Regions from separate parts of the Homo sapiens genome. Here all the other regions are linked to region 1. The links are chromatin contacts, found by Hi-C or POLR2A ChIA-PET in ENCODE. All regions are on one chromosome and are shown on one strand. Each heading gives the region's core, a stretch centred on a gene start or an enhancer-like site at or near the end of the contact. The rest is flanking DNA. Distances are from core to core; before and after follow the strand shown.

What was found. Hi-C counts contacts between places; a loop is a spot of excess contacts on that map. ChIA-PET counts read pairs that join two places held with the same protein, here RNA polymerase II (POLR2A). Pooled maps may share reads with other maps.
Region 2: a loop to region 1 is called in a pooled map, with 2.3 times the contacts of the local background. The contact joins the enhancer-like site here to the promoter of SLC3A2 in region 1. A Hi-C loop is called at or near these places in 5 of 50 pooled maps. POLR2A ChIA-PET finds 5 or more read pairs at or near these places in 3 of 52 experiments (AG04450, OCI-LY7 and WTC11).
Region 3: POLR2A ChIA-PET joins it to region 1 with 11 read pairs in A673. The contact joins the promoter of SLC22A24 here to the promoter of SLC3A2 in region 1. POLR2A ChIA-PET finds 5 or more read pairs at or near these places in 2 of 52 experiments (A673 and AG04450).
Region 4: a loop to region 1 is called in a pooled map, with 2.2 times the contacts of the local background. The contact joins the enhancer-like site here to the promoter of SLC3A2 in region 1. A Hi-C loop is called at or near these places in 2 of 50 pooled maps. POLR2A ChIA-PET finds 5 or more read pairs at or near these places in 4 of 52 experiments (B cell, HEK293T, activated B cell and 1 more).

Annotation. Positions count from the first base shown.
Region 1 is chr11:62,879,297-62,883,087 of GRCh38, forward strand. It overlaps SLC3A2 (solute carrier family 3 member 2), which reads left to right and starts at 1,600. Exons shown (of 9, transcript NM_001013251.3): 1 at 1,600-2,151; 2 at 2,597-2,770; 3 at 3,612-3,703. The coding sequence starts at 1,728. RefSeq lists enhancers at 922-971, 1,341-2,232, 1,622-1,891, 1,876-3,075, 2,312-2,591.
Region 2 is chr11:62,495,249-62,499,388 of GRCh38, forward strand. It overlaps a transcript of AHNAK not described here. Among named protein-coding and RNA genes, the nearest start is that of AHNAK, 49 kb to the right of the region's middle. Within about 2 kb of position 2,288, at least 12 of the 41 ENCODE cell types and tissues checked have a DNase peak (open chromatin) inside an H3K27ac peak, as active enhancers do.
Region 3 is chr11:63,142,776-63,146,700 of GRCh38, forward strand. It overlaps SLC22A24 (solute carrier family 22 member 24), which reads right to left and starts at 1,446. Exons shown (of 10, transcript NM_001136506.2): 1 at 603-1,446. The coding sequence starts at 1,004.
Region 4 is chr11:62,443,117-62,446,805 of GRCh38, forward strand. It overlaps a transcript of AHNAK not described here. Among named protein-coding and RNA genes, the nearest start is that of SCGB1A1, 26 kb to the left of the region's middle. RefSeq lists an enhancer at 1,601-1,660 and a silencer at 2,201-2,495. Within about 2 kb of position 1,300, at least 30 of the 41 ENCODE cell types and tissues checked have a DNase peak (open chromatin) inside an H3K27ac peak, as active enhancers do; they include B cell, where a contact is called at or near this core.

The DNA.
Region 1 (3,791 bases), core at 350-2,849:
GAGTCTCACTATGTTGCCCCGTCTGGTCTTAAACTCCTGGCCTCAAGGAATCCTCCCTCCTTGGCCTCCTAAAGGGCTAGGTGACAGGCATGAGTCACACTGCGCCCAGCCTTGAGCTTTTGTGCTCGAGATATAGTCCATTCAGAACCTCTGGTTGGCACTTCTTATCTGGCACATGCAGGGCACCTTGGATCTCTTATTATCTTTGAGCACTGGTCTGAACCCACTTGCTTGCCTTCTCCCAGGGGCTGCCCCGTGCACCCCTTGTTCCTAGGGTGGGGATGGGGTTGGATGCCTGGGGTTGCAGAGGGGACTAGCAGAGGGTGACCCTTTTCTCTATGCTATTACTTCAGATCTTGGCTTTTGCTTTCTTCCAAATACACAGCAATCTTGGCTTCCAGCCTAGGTGGGAAAGGGAGAAAGAACCGATTTCCTCCAGCTCCTCTCTGAAAGTAGCCCAACTGGCACTGTTTAGGAACAAGGAGTTCCTGAGAGTGTTGGCACCCCACGGTGTTGATGTCCGGTAGTTCCCTGCTGTGAACCCTGTCTCTGCCCCACTTCAATCCAAGGACCCTGTGGAGGGAATTCTAGGCTTCTTCAAAGCCTCTGCAGTACCAGCTGCCTCCAAGGCCTAACATAGTGAAGTGATAGGGAGACAGGACCTTGGGGGAGTTTGGGGATAACTGTGGGAGTTCCTGCAAGGTGGGTAAGAGTCTGGCCATGGCATCTTCTGGTCTATTCCACAAAAAAGGTGGATGCCTCTGAGACCTAGCTCTGTTATGTTCATTACAGCCCTATCAGTCTCTTCTGGATGTCTGATTCCTAGCTGCCAAACATCCAGGTGCTAGCAGCTGGGGGTGGGGTAGGATAAGAAGGGGGGTGTCTACCTCAACCTTCCTGCCCAAACCATTCATTTTAAAGTACTGTGAAGAAGGCTGGATTAGTGTTAAATTCAATAAAGTTAACAAAGCAAAGTATTGTAGTGAGTACACAATAAATAGTTGCTGCATGAGGAATTTCTTGAAATGAATTCAAGATGAGTCTTGAAAAACGAGTGGGAGTAAGCCGTGCACGGAAGCAGAGGTCTAGCAGAGGTCTAGCGCCAAGTCCCAGAGGCCTGAGAGGGCAAGCCTTGGTGGGGGAAAAGGCAGAAGTTGTGACTGGCTGCCTCTGAGAGTGCAAGTAGCCATGCAAAGTTGGGAAAACCAGACGGCGGCCGGAGCCGTGAACCAGGGGCAAATGGAGGATGGTGTTGGGGTAGTCACTAGCCTGCCGGAATGGAAGAAGAGGGGCGTTTGGGGGCGGTAAGGCCTAAAGGACACTGGAGGGGCCTCGGGATTTGGGGCAGGATCACAGGCCTAGTCCACTTAAAGGTGGCTCCGTGCCAGGCCTTCCCAGAATCAGGTTGAAAAGAACTTTAGGGTTAGACAGGTTGGAGATGAGAAATTGGACCATGCAGGAAGTACTGTCGGAGGCGTGTTCCTGACTTTACTACCCTGAGCCGCCCACGGCTGGGGCAGTCCCCGAGGTTCCACCTTAAGGGGCGGGCCGGGGCGGGGCTCCGCTGCCCCTTCCCAGAGGCCGCGCCTGCTGCTGAGCAGATGCAGTAGCCGAAACTGCGCGGAGGCACAGAGGCCGGGGAGAGCGTTCTGGGTCCGAGGGTCCAGGTAGGGGTTGAGCCACCATCTGACCGCAAGCTGCGTCGTGTCGCCGGTTCTGCAGGCACCATGAGCCAGGACACCGAGGTGGATATGAAGGAGGTGGAGCTGAATGAGTTAGAGCCCGAGAAGCAGCCGATGAACGCGGCGTCTGGGGCGGCCATGTCCCTGGCGGGAGCCGAGAAGAATGGTCTGGTGAAGATCAAGGTGGCGGAAGACGAGGCGGAGGCGGCAGCCGCGGCTAAGTTCACGGGCCTGTCCAAGGAGGAGCTGCTGAAGGTGGCAGGCAGCCCCGGCTGGGTACGCACCCGCTGGGCACTGCTGCTGCTCTTCTGGCTCGGCTGGCTCGGCATGCTTGCTGGTGCCGTGGTCATAATCGTGCGAGCGCCGCGTTGTCGCGAGCTACCGGCGCAGAAGTGGTGGCACACGGGCGCCCTCTACCGCATCGGCGACCTTCAGGCCTTCCAGGGCCACGGCGCGGGCAACCTGGCGGGTGAGTGCAGCGCGCCCCCGTCCCGGGTACCTCCGGTTGAATCTGGTGGCTTGCACCGACCCCCTCCCCTGTCCCCAGACGGATCTAGATGGTTCTTCCCTCCATCCCGTACCGACGACTGTTCCCCCTTCCCCCACCCCCTCCCCGGCACATTGTCCTTCCCTCCTTTCTTTGAAGAAAGCCGACCCGCCCCTCACTCCGTCACGAGGGTGGGTGACTCAGCGTCCTCCTTCCCCGCGGCGCCAGAAGCCAGTTGCAACCGGTTTCTGAAGTAATGTGCAGGACTCCTTACATCAGCTCCTCTGAGTCTCGTGATTCAGCCTTGCCTCCCTCTCTCCCCCTTTGCCCCCTCCCCGTCCCACCCTTAGGCGCTGGGAGAAGGGAGGGTGGGGAGGTCAGGGGCCTCTCAGAGGGGCCTCACTTGTTAACCCAGCCCCCATTTCAGGTCTGAAGGGGCGTCTCGATTACCTGAGCTCTCTGAAGGTGAAGGGCCTTGTGCTGGGTCCAATTCACAAGAACCAGAAGGATGATGTCGCTCAGACTGACTTGCTGCAGATCGACCCCAATTTTGGCTCCAAGGAAGATTTTGACAGTCTCTTGCAATCGGCTAAAAAAAAGAGTGGGTATCCTGGGGTTCCCAAGGAAACAGCTAGAAAGGACTTGGCCAGAGGAAAAGTAGGCTAGAACTTTTGTCTGGTTTCCTGCTAACTGGCTCTGAGTTTTCCTAGGGCAGGTAGAGGGGAGATTTGTTAGTCTTCAGCCTAAAATGGATTTGTCCAGTCGTCTGGGGGCTTTCTACTTGGCTGTGGAATCTTGAGCAGGTCATTTAACTTCTGGGCTTCAGTGCCCTTATTTGCAAAATATAGATATTTACTAAACCAGTGGTTTTAAACTTGTAAAACAGTAGGTTTTTTTGGGGGGGGGGAATCCCAAATATTGTTTTACGACTCGATATAGACACATGTTTAAAAAGGTTCACTTTGGGAGTGGGGAACACAGGGGCCACTTCTCTGCACTATAAACTTTCTGCCTTCCAATATCTTTTTTTTTTTTTGAGATGGAGTCTCACTCTTGTCACCCAGGCTGCAGTGCAGTGGAACGATCTCAGCTTACTGCAGCCTCCTCCCCCAGGGTTCAAGCGATTCTCGTGCCTCAGCCTCCTGAGTAGCTGGTACTACAGCCGTGTGCCACCACACCCAGATAATTTTTTTATTTTTAGTAGAGACAATTTTCAACATGTTGACCGGTCTGGTTTTGAACTCGCCTGGCCTGCCTTCCCATATCTTAAGGCCCTTCCTTGCTCACATCTGTTTCAATGGAATGAATTTTGCCCGGGTTCAAATTCAAGCTTTTGTACCAAGTAATACATAGGAAACACTCAGTGACTTGCATTTGTGATTTCCTTATTTTCCCTTAACTCATAGACTGTCTCATGATTGCGTCTTCCTCCGTTGTTTTAGGCATCCGTGTCATTCTGGACCTTACTCCCAACTACCGGGGTGAGAACTCGTGGTTCTCCACTCAGGTTGACACTGTGGCCACCAAGGTGAAGGTGAGTGTTGGAGCTGATGGCTGGTGGAAGTCAGATGCTGGGGCTGGGACAGTCCTTTCACAGCAAGCCCTGTAGACCCAGCCTGACT
Region 2 (4,140 bases), core at 1,038-3,537, 380 kb before region 1:
CTAAACCATCCATTCATGTTTCATAGCATATATTAGGAAATATGAAAGAAGGAAAAAAAATCCAAGCCAAAGTTGCCAGTATATTCAAGATAAGAAGTTATCCTATAGAAAGCATGGCTTTCACCTAAACATGTAGATTACCTCACAGTGTCCTGTTGTAATTCATTGCCAAAACTAGAGTGCTTTAGAAATAACAGTAATAGGCCGGGGACAGTGACTCATGCCTATAATCCCAGCACTTTGGGAGGCCGAGGCAGGCAGATTACGAGGTCAGGAGATCGAGACCAGCCTGGCCAACGTGGTGAAACCCAGTCTCTTCTAAAAATACAAAAAAAAAAACATTAGCTGGGCATGAAGGCATGCACCTGTAGTCCCAGCTACTTGGGAAGCTGAGGTAGGAGAATCACTTGAACCTGGGAGGCAGAGGTTGCAGTGAGCCGAGATCACGCCACTGCACTCCAGCATGGGGACAGAGCGAGACTCCGTCTCAAAAAAAAAAAAAAAAAATAGCAGTAATATGCCAGGCGCAGTGGCTCATGCCTGTAATCCCAGAACTTTGGGAAGCCAAGGCGGTTGAATTATTTGAGGCCAGAAGTTCGAGACCAGCCTGGCCAACATGATGAAACCTCGTCTCTACTAAAAATAGAAAAATTAGCCAGGCATGGTGGTATATGCCTGTAATCCCAGCTACTCAGGAGGCTGTAGCAGGAGGATCACTTGATCCCAGGAGGCGGAGGCTGCAGTGAGCCAAGATTGCGCCACTGCACTCCAGCATGGGTGACAGAGCCAGATCCTGTCTCAAAAAAAAAAAAAGAAGAAAGAAAGAAATAACGTTAATATTACTAAAAGCAAGCAAAACAAAGATTCTATAGTAGCTGGACTAAATAAAGGAGTAGGAAACGAGTTCAGTTACTATTCACTTTAGAAAATGAAACAATCAAATCATTAAGTAAATGGTTTTCTGATACAAATACAAAATTAATCTGAAACCATTAAAACAAGTCACACTGCCTTAAAAGTCCTAGGCTCCCTCTGAAAAGTGAACTTCAGGAAAAAGCCATTATGAAATCTAGCCATCCTAGGTGCTGTTGCAATTCAATCACTAGAGATTAATATTAAGATACTCTATGAGTCTAAACTGTACGGAAATCATCAAGCAGGGAGAAGGAAAATCTTGTTAGTAACAAAGAACTATGCCTAGAGAAAATTCTCAGGGAGAAAAATTCTTCCACAGCCACCACTCTGATGTAATCTTGAAAGCAGGTTGGCCGGGAGCGGTGGCTCACACCTGTAATCCCAGCACTTTGGGAGGCCGAGGCGGGCAGATCACAAGGTCAGGAGTTCGAGACCAGCCTGATCAACATAGTGAAACCCTGTCTCTACTAAAAGTACAAAAGTTAGCCGGGCGTGGTGGCGCGTGCCTGTAGTCCCAGCTACTCGGTAGGCTGAGGCAGGAGAATTGCTTGAACCCGGGAGGCGGCAGTTGCAGTGAGCCGAGATCGCATCACTGCACTCCAGCCTGAGCAGCAGAGGGAGGGAGACTCCATCTCAAGAAAGAAAGAAAGAAAGAAAAAGAAGAAAGAAAGGAAGGAAGGAAGAAAGGAAGGAAAAGGAAGGAAGAAGGGAGGGAGGGAAGGAAGGAAGGAAAGAAAGAAAGAAAAGAAAACAGAGGTTGAGAAAAATAGAAGAGCAAATGACATTAAGGTGTGGGTGGGAGAAGAAAATTGCCAAGGAATTAAATGGTATAAAATATAAAGTGTTCTTAAAGCTTTTCCTTTTAAAATGTACTTATCTGTGGAAAATATTATACTGAGTGATGCGTGGGCCTTGAAAAGATTAAGGCTGGATCCAGACTGCGGTATCATTCCTGAGGTACAAGGAAAAGGTTTGAAGATGGGCCTGATATCATCAAAGCCAAGCACAGGTCAAAACCAACAACTGCTAAAGTGTTCTGAGCTGATCAAAGGAGGAATCCAAAGGCCAGTGCACCATGCAGCCTGGGACTGAATGATTGGCATTGTCATCTCGTCATTCCAGGACATGACCACTATGTGGCAGGAAAGGATGTGGCAGAAGGGCAGGCTATGGCACCAAACAACTCCTTGAAGCCACTCAAGAAAACAGAGGATAAGGAAGGGAAGGGGGAGGTCACTCCCCTGAGGCCCTCCAAGGCCCCAGACTCTCCCATTTCATATCTAAAAGTCATGGTGAAATGGGTGGAGAAAAGTGATACACAACCATTCCTATCAAAAAAGGTGGAGACATGATTACGCCCTTTATGTAAAACAGTTACTAAGTAACAGAAGACATAGCATTAAATAGCATCATTACGACATATCTGATTATGTTACTAGTGTGAATCACTCACAATTTCCTGTCCAAGAGAGAGCTGAAATTTTTATTCTAACAAGATCATAGAAACTGGTAATAGGCCAGGCGCGGTGGTTCACACCTGTAATCCCAGCACTTCGGGAGGCTGAGGCAGGCAGATAACCTGAGGTGAGGAGTTCAAGACCAGCTGGGCCAAAATGACGAAACTCCATCTCTAGTAAAAATACAAAACAATTTTGCCAGGCGTGGTGGCACGCCCCTGTAATCCCAGCTACTCAGGAGGCTGAGGCAGGAGAATCGCTTGAACCTGGGAAGCAGAGGTTGCAGTGAGCCGAGACTGAGCCACTGCACTCCAGCCTGGGTGACAGAGGGGAGACTTCATCTCAAAAAAAAAAAAAGTAAACACTGGAAATGACTTAAAAGTCCATCAATAGAGGAATTGTCAAATATGCAATATATCTATGCTGCACAATATTTCACAATGAAAAGAACGAGGTAGGTCTGTTTTCACCTACATGGAACATCTCCAAAACGTTAAGAGGGGAAAAAGGAAACTGCAAAACAGCACAGTCCAATCTTATTTATGGTTTTATGGGTTTTGTTGTTGTGGTTGTTGTGTCGTTGCTAACCCACAAAACTCTAGGCTTCTATGTTAACATACAGACTTGTCCAAATGCATTGAGCAAAGTCTACAGGGCACATGCCAAGATGAAGCTAATGGTTATCACTAAGAAGGAGCACGCAAGTGTGTTTGGAACAAGGGGAATTTCTCTTGTATTGTTTTAATTTTTTACAAAATGAATGGCATACTAAGATTACACTAAATGTAATTATAATTACACTATATAGTGTAATTATAATTACACTATATGGTGTAATTAAAAATTGAATCTTTGGGGCCAGACATAGTGGCTCATGCCTATAATCCCAGTGCTTTAGAAGGCCAAGGTGGGAGGATCGCTTGAGGCCAGAAGTTTGAGAGCAGCACGTGAGCAACATAGTGAACCCAGACTCACTCTAAAAAAAAAAAAAAAAGAAATTTTTTTTTATTAGCTGGGCATGGAAGCTGTGCCTTTAGTAAGAGCTACTCAGAAAGCTGAGGTGGGAGGATCTCTTGAGTCCAGGAGTTCAAGGTTGCAGTGAGCTGTGATCATGCCAGTGCACTCCAGCCTGAGTGACAGAGCAAGGCCCTTCTCTAAAAAAAATAAAATAAAAACAAAAAACAAAATAAATAGATCTTTGGAAATGTTGGCTCTAAAAATTTCCACCTGTCCAACAGAATATTCATTAGGATTGAAAGTACTTTACCAGCTGTGATTACTTCAACAAGGGGAGGTTCATTATTCAACAAATATTTATTGAGCATCTACTGTGGGCCAGGCACTGTTCTAGACTCTGGGGATATATTAAAAATCCCTGCCTTCATGGAGCCTATATTCCAGCGGACTTTATGGCCTCTCTTCCGCCTCGCTTCTCCCACTTCCTTTGGTGGGAGTGGTCTCTGGAAGACAGGCATGGGCATGGGGAGATAAAATATGCCCGGAGGCAGGGGCATGACGTAGATGAACTCTGACCATGTCTTCTAGGCCTGGGAAAGAGGAAAAGATAGAAAGGGTTTAAGGCTTTAGTGCAGACCCATAGCATCCGACTGGCCTCTCACTAAACATCCTCTGTATCTGTTCAAACCTGCCAGGCGCAGTGGCTTATGCCTGTAATCCCAGCACTTTGGGAGGCCGAGGCGGGTGGATCACCTGAGGTCGGGAGTTCGAGACCAGCCTGACCAACATGGCGAAACCCAGTCTCTACTAA
Region 3 (3,925 bases), core at 196-2,695, 260 kb after region 1:
CCCTATGATTTCAGCCCTGATCAGTCAGCACTCTTGGCTCACTGGCTGCCCCCCAACCACCAAGTTATCCTTAAAAACTCTGCTCCCCGAATGCTCAGGGAGACTAATTTGAGTAGTAATAAAACTCTGGCCTCCCTCAAAAAACAAAAAGCAAAAAACAAAAACAACCAAAACTAAGTATCTCAACAACATTTTGTAGGAGAAACACTTTCACAACCAGCAGAATGCAGAAAAATTTGTCAAATCCCAAAGCGTGGATATTTATGTTACAGAATTAACAAACTTATTTCTCATTGCCAAAAATGTGTTGATTGTAATGGTTCCTATTTTGATTAATAAAGATGTGTTTGAGCCTAGTTATAATGATTTAAAATTCATGGTCTAATACCACAATTTACTTTTACACCAATATAATACTAATACACTTGGCTGTATCGTAGAGTATTAATAGATAATCAGGTGCTGCCACCTGCTAAAGGAATGAAGAATGAGCTGACTGCAGGTCCCATCTAAGGACTAAAGGTATAAAGCAAGTCAATTTTTTTGTGTTAACTCCAAACACTTTAATCATATAAACAGAAGATTTACATGGGGCCTCTTACCTCAGTCACGATGGTGGAGAGGAAAGAGCTTCTGTCGTACACCCAGCCATCCACACAGGGCTCCGTGTCTGGCTCATTTGTGTTGGGGAAGGTCCCGTTCAGGTGAAGGAGCTGCCACTGGGGATGGATAAAGCGCTGACACTTCTGTGGCCTCAGGTTTGAGTCCAGTGGGATGGAGATTCTCAGGAGGTCATCCTTGCTGAGGGTCCCGGTATCATTGTCAGACACAGTGTCATTGTCCAGGAGGGGGACCCAGCAGCGATGACTAGGGGTGAATGCAGTGAAGTTCTCCAACACAATATTAGGGAACAGTAGGATGTTGGTGATGCAAAAGAAAGCTATCAGACAAATCTGGAATCTCCCCATGCCACCCACTTGATCCAGGAGCACATCAAAGCCCATTGAGACTGAACAGGTGATCCCCAAGAGGAAGCACAATGACTTTATGAAGAGAAGTTCAGAGGGAGAAAATGTCCCCTTTCACAAAGTTACCATAGTGCCATGTGGATCCTGACACTGCTTTCTTCTTGGTGGGCCCTGCACTGAGTGGTGTGACACTACTGCAGAAGAGCAGTGGAAGGACTTTCCCCAAGTCCTTTAACTTTAGGCAGCCAAATAGTTTCAGAAGTCACAGATATAATTATTTGGCAAAGAGACTGCTAGCTGTTGACAACTGAATCTTCTTAAAAGACTACTCTGTGAAAGATCCTGATCTCTGAGTTTCCTGATAAGTCAACGGTGGATTTTCAGGTGGATGCAGTCCCCACGTGACCTAAAATACACCTGTTCAATAGTCTGCCATTCTTCTTAGAAATGGGATATTAGAAAATCCAAAGTGAATTGCTTTATGATGTTCTTGTACAAAGATCAGAGAGCAGGGCTTTTTTTGGACTAGGACTGAGTTTTACTAAAAGTTAATAAAAACTATTCTTAGTTAAAGGAAAGTGGAATGTTGAGTTTAAACATTGACTTTTGCTAAGTGTAGTTCTGCTTCAGTTCAAGTCATACCAATGACAGGGCTTTAAAGATTTTTTAAAATAGGGAAATTAGGATAAGAAACAAAGAGAAAGGAAATAGTGCTTTTATGTATTATAGTAGTATATTTCACCAGATTTATTGATTCATTCAAATATCATTTTGGGCTTTCTGGTGCTATTGCTGTAAATAAAGCAATGTTAACTTACATATATTTATTTATAAGTTTAAAATAAAATTTGAGCTCAATGTCTCATATAAATGATAGGTTTGTAAATAATTGTACTGTAATGTCATCATATAACTATAAGGAAGATACACAGTGTGCTATGGAAGATTAAGGAGAAACTGTTTAATGATACCTGGATAGATGCCATGGAGCAGGGGAGTCATCCCTCTACAAATTAACTTTACCTACTCTTTTTTTTTTTGAGACAAAGTATCACTCTGTCACCAGGCTGGAGTGCAGCGGTGGGATCTTGGCTCTCTGCAGCCTTGACCTCCTGGGTTCAATCAATTCTCATGTCTCAGCCTCCCAAGTAGCTGGGATTACAGGCATTCACCCACATGCCCAGCTAATTTTTGTATTTTTTATGGAGAAGGGGTTTCATCATATTGGCCAGGCTGGCCTCAAACTCCTGACCTCATGTGATCTGCCCACCTCAGCCTCTGAAAGTGCTGGGATTACAGGCATGAGCCACCATGCCCAGCCAGCTTGACCTACTCTTGTGGGAAGATTCTTGAGATAATGAAGCAGTGGATGAGGGACTGCAAGAGTCAATTTTTAAATGAGGGAATAATAAGTACACAATTACAGTTAAAGGTGTGGCATAATTGTGTACCTACAAGGATATTCAAAAGCTAGCAGCTAAATAGCATGCACGGATATAATGGGAAAAGACAGGTTGATTAAAAAGAAACCCAAAGAAACAAACAGAATCTCCAGAATTTATTCTGCCTACAAGAAGTTCTTATTTTTGAATTTCAAACTGGTCACCCGTGAAACATCTTAAGATGCAGATTCCTGGATGGGTGCAGTGGCTCACACCCATAATCCCAGCTACTCAGGAGGCTGAGGCAGGAGAGCCACTTGAACCTGGGAGTGAAGGTTGCAGTGAGCTGAGATTGTGCCACTGCACTCCAGCCTGGGTGACACAGCAAGACTCTGTCTCAAAAAAAAAAAAAAAAAAAAAAAAAAAAAAAAAAAAAAGCAGATTCCTGTCCAGCCTGCAGAGATTCTCTGTTCAGGAAATGACTTTCATGGATCTATTCCAAACAGGAAATCTAATACATCACAGGGTTTTGTTGTAAATTGTTAGAAATGTTTTAGTTCACTAGGGCTGCATAACAAAATACCACAGACTTAACAGAAGGTGACTTTACAGAAGTTTATTTTCTCACAGTTCTGAAGGCTGAAAGTCTAAGATCAAGGTGTCAACAGATTTGATTTCCTCTGAGCCTCTCTCTTTGGTTTGTCAATAGCTGCCTTCTCGTCATGTCCTCACATATTCTTTCATTTATGCATGTGCACACCTGGTGTTCCTTCCTCTTCTTATAAGGACACTAGTCATATTGGATCAGGGCCCCACCCTATGGGTCTCATTTTAACCTATCCCCAAATATGGTTGTATTTTGAGGTATTAGGGGTTGGGACTTTGACATAGGAATTTTGGGAGTGGGAGACACAATTCACCCCATAATGGGGTTAGACAATCACAATTATATTTTACTAAAGTTACTGACACAGTGTAAAAATAGTAAGAAGTGAACGTTCCAGCAAGGCAAACCATTCAGAACCACAAGAATAAAATGATGTAAAGAATGATTACAGCTGTGAATTCACTGAGTATTCGCTATAAGTCGATTCTGTTGTAAGCACTTTTAATGTTTTCCTTATTTTAGTTCTCACCCTTGTTATCTACATTTTACCCCTGAGAAAACAAAGGACTAGACACATTAAATAACTTGCCAAAGGATATACAGAGTGTAAGTGGTAGAGCCAAAATATGGACCATGGTAGTCTAAAGGAAAATCTCTTACTCACTTTAATAAATGACTTATTTTCTTTTTCTTTTCTTTTATTTTATTATTATTATACTTTAAGTTTTAGGGTACATGTGCACAACGTGCAGGTTAGTTACATATGTATACATGTGCCATGCTGGTGCGCTGCACCCATTAACTCATCAGTAAATGACTTATTTTCATCTCATAAATTAAATGATTGTTTTTATGCTCAGAAACAACGATGGCCTATCTAGAGTCAAGATGGCTGGAAGAGGAGAGGCTGAAACCATTGTGCCCCATCCCCCAAATCTCCCATGAAACACAGAAAATTTAAAGGAGAG
Region 4 (3,689 bases), core at 50-2,549, 440 kb before region 1:
ACATGCCACCACTTCACTCCCGGCTAATTTTTGTATTTTTTAGTAGTGATGGGGTTTCACCATATTGGCCAGGCTTGTCTCGAACTCCTGGCTTCATGATCCACCTGCCTCGGCCTCCCAAAGTGCTGGGATTACAGGTGTGAGCCACTGCACCCGGCCTTTTTTTTTTTTTTGAGACAGAGTTTCGCTGTTATTGCCCAGGCTGGAGTGCAATGGTGCGATCTCAGCTCACCGCAACCTCCGCCTCCAGGGTTCAAGCGATTCTCCTGCCTCAGCCTCCTGAGTAGCTAGGATTACAGGCATGCACCACCACGCCTGGCTTATTTTGTATTTTTAGTAGAGATGGGGTTTCTCCATGTTGGTCAGGCTGGTCTCGAACTCCCAACCTCAGGTGATCTGCCTGCCTCGGCCTCCCCAAGTTCTAGGATTACAGGCTTGAGCCACCGCGCCCGGCTGGGTCTTGCTCATCTTGAAGACAGCTAACCCTGCCAGGGCCTCTTGGGGCTGTGCAGCCCCTCACTCACCCTCTCACCTGCCACTGCCATAGCATCTTCCTCGATACAGCCCCATAGACTTGAAAGTCATCATCAAATGCCCCTCAGCCTCTCTCAGCCCTTTATGCATGTGGGTTTCTCATGTTAGGTTCATTCTGCTTCTGGTGATGAAAGAGGAACCTAGAAAGGCTGATAAATTACTGAAATCTACAAATAGAAGGCCAAGTATGAAGACAGCAAGGAATGAGGAAACCCCACCCCATTCCTTGGACTCAGCCCTGGGCCTCCTGCCCCTGGCCAGCCTTATGAGGCACCAGCAGTAGAAATGTCACCCCAGGGTCCTCTGCTGAGAGTCCTCTCAGTCATGGTCTGTGAACGGGAGCTGCGAGGGCAGCACTTGAGGCCAACACCGTCCCCCTCCAATGCACGATGGACACTCCGGGGAGTGTGGTGGCACAGAGCGGCCTCTTGGCTCCAGATGTGGATCCTACAGAGAGTTCTGAGGTTCAGTGCCCCCTCCACCCACCCGGCCTCGTAACAACCCTGGCGATAACACAAAAGGCGTTCTTCTTTGGCAGATAGGGAAATTTTAAAGATAATACTCATAAGTGAGCCTGGGGGGACTTGTTCTATGGGCTGGGACTCAAACCAGCCACCAAAACCCACTGTCGGAGGAGCTTCTCAGAGGCCAGAATCAAACACCACCGGCCCTGTGAGTGCCCGGCCTCTGCCACAGCTGGGTGGGTGCCCAGCCAAGGAAGCTTGTGCCCCATCATTCAGGGCATTGTTCTCCCTTAGAAGAGGATCTCGAAAGCAGAAGGAAATTAGAAACAACCGCACAATGAATACCAGATTCTGCTTTCTCTCAGCTCTGTCTGCCAGGAGATTAGGCAGGGTTGGCTGACAGCGTGCCCCGCCCGGCAGCTGCTCGCCCTCCAGGATGTCCGCGCCGTGGGGAAGCGGGGGTCCCGCTGGCCTTCTAGCTCTCTATTTATCTCCAAAGTGTCCGGTTTTCTTTCTCCTGCTAGATGCGGATTCCTTGAGGGCAGAGTCACATCTGACGCCCCTTTCCCATGGGGCACAGCACGCATGCGCGATGGGCACTCCGGGTGCGTCAGCTGATTACCTGATTTCATCTGGGCAGATGTGATGGCACAAGGGCAGTGACCCTGTGCCAGACACTTTCCTAAACAGGCATAAGCTCACTGAATCCCGGAGCCTTCCCATGAGGGAGAAACAATCTTTAATCTCATTTTAGAGATGATGAAGTGAAGTCCAGGCAGCCCAGCCAAGGGGCAGGACCGATCTGATGGAAGCAGCTTTGCTGGGACCAAACGACTCTGTTCCTCGCCCATTACCAACACTACCTCCTCCAACAACACAGGAGACGTGCATGGAGCCCTCCTTCGGTCACAGTCCTACCCCACGTGCTGGATAAATAAAGAGGGTGACCTAAAAGCAAATATGACTCCTTCTGAACTCTCACCCTGCCAGACAGCGATGATAGGGATATTATGCTCATGACACCTGGCCACACGTGACCCAGTGGAGAAGTCAGGGAGCAACAGAGATCTGCATTAAGGAGCTACCGAGAAGGAGACATACAGAGCTATTGTCAATCAAACCAACCAAGCTTCTGAACATTCCCGCTAAGAACTTCTTTAGAATGCACTATTTTTTTTTCTGTTGGGGCTATTATTCATTTTAACCTAATGTTATGTTTTAAGCCTCCTACGTAAGTACACACCAGCTTTAAATGTTGTGGAATACTGAGCTCATATATCTAGTCAAACTTCTGTTTGCTTTTTGCTGCATCCATAGCTACGATTTGAATAAATAAAGGAGAAAGGTTTGGCTCCCAATCCTACTCCCTGGGCCCCATGCCATCATTCCCCAAAACAAAGGAGGAAAGATGCCAGAAGTGAGAGAACAGGGGTAATGGTGAAGAAAAACAACATCCTGGCCAGGCACAGTGGCTCAGGCCTGTAATCCCAGCACTTTGGGAGGCTGAATGGGGAGGATCACTTGAGCACGGAAGGTCAAGGCTATAGTGACCCACGATTGTACCTCTGCACTCCAGCCTGGGCAACAGAGCAAGACCCTGTCTCAAAACACCAAAAAACAGTCCGGGCGCAGTGGTTCATGCCTATAATTCCAGCACTTTGGGAGGCTGAGGCAGCCAAATCACCTGAGGTTAGGAGTTCCCGACCAACCTGGCCAACATAGTGAAATCCTGTCTCTACTAAAAATACAAAGTTAGCTGGGCGTGGTAGCGGGTGCCTGTAGTCCCAACTACTCAGGAGGCTGAGGCAGGAGAATCACTTGAACCCAGGAGGCGGAGGTTGCAAGATCACACCACTGCACTCCAGCCTGGGCAACAGAGCAAGACACTGTCTCAAAACAAACAAACAAGCAAACCAAAACAAAAATATCATCCTATTCTGGGTGGTACAGAGCAGGGGCAGGCTCCCCAGGGAGGGATGCAGGAGGGGCAGGAAGGCATTTCATTAATTTCCTACAAGGAGTCAGCACATTTTATAACTATGGGCAGGGAAGGGAGAAGAAGAGCTGCCAACCCACCCCTCTGCAGATGAGGTCACAGGCTCGGAGGGCGCCAAAGAAGCCTAGCCTGTAAGTGCTTGACCAGGACCTGAACCTGGAACCTGAAACTCAAGTCCTCTCTTCCCAGCTCAGGGCTCTCCCCCTCCACCTGGCTCCCCACCTGACTCTGCAGGATCTGGTGGCTCTGTGCTGTTTGTTAAGTGACCTGCTCCCTCTGGATTGCATCCCATAATAGCCACACCCATGACTATATACTGGGTGGTTCCGTTCGTCCAAACAAGAAAACCCAAGGAGTGAGCTTTGTCCCGGGACTTCCCAGGGCACAACCACGCAGATGTGGACTGGGGTTTTCTAAAGAGTCTATTATATCAGATGATTAAAACAAAGATGCAGGAGAGGTGAAGGTCATGGATTCAATCTCTAAATGAGCCCACTGTCACACAAAGGAAAATGAGGGGGATCTGTCCTGGCCGGGCATCTTCATGTTTTGTCATCCACCTTCCTGCCCTCCTGTCTCAAAAGGCACCAGAATCTTCTCAGAAAAGCCTTCCTGCTTGATCCAGTGACAACCACCACCTCCTGGGCACTCGATGCCACCTCCATGCCTCCTTCAGGACGTGGGGATCCATTATC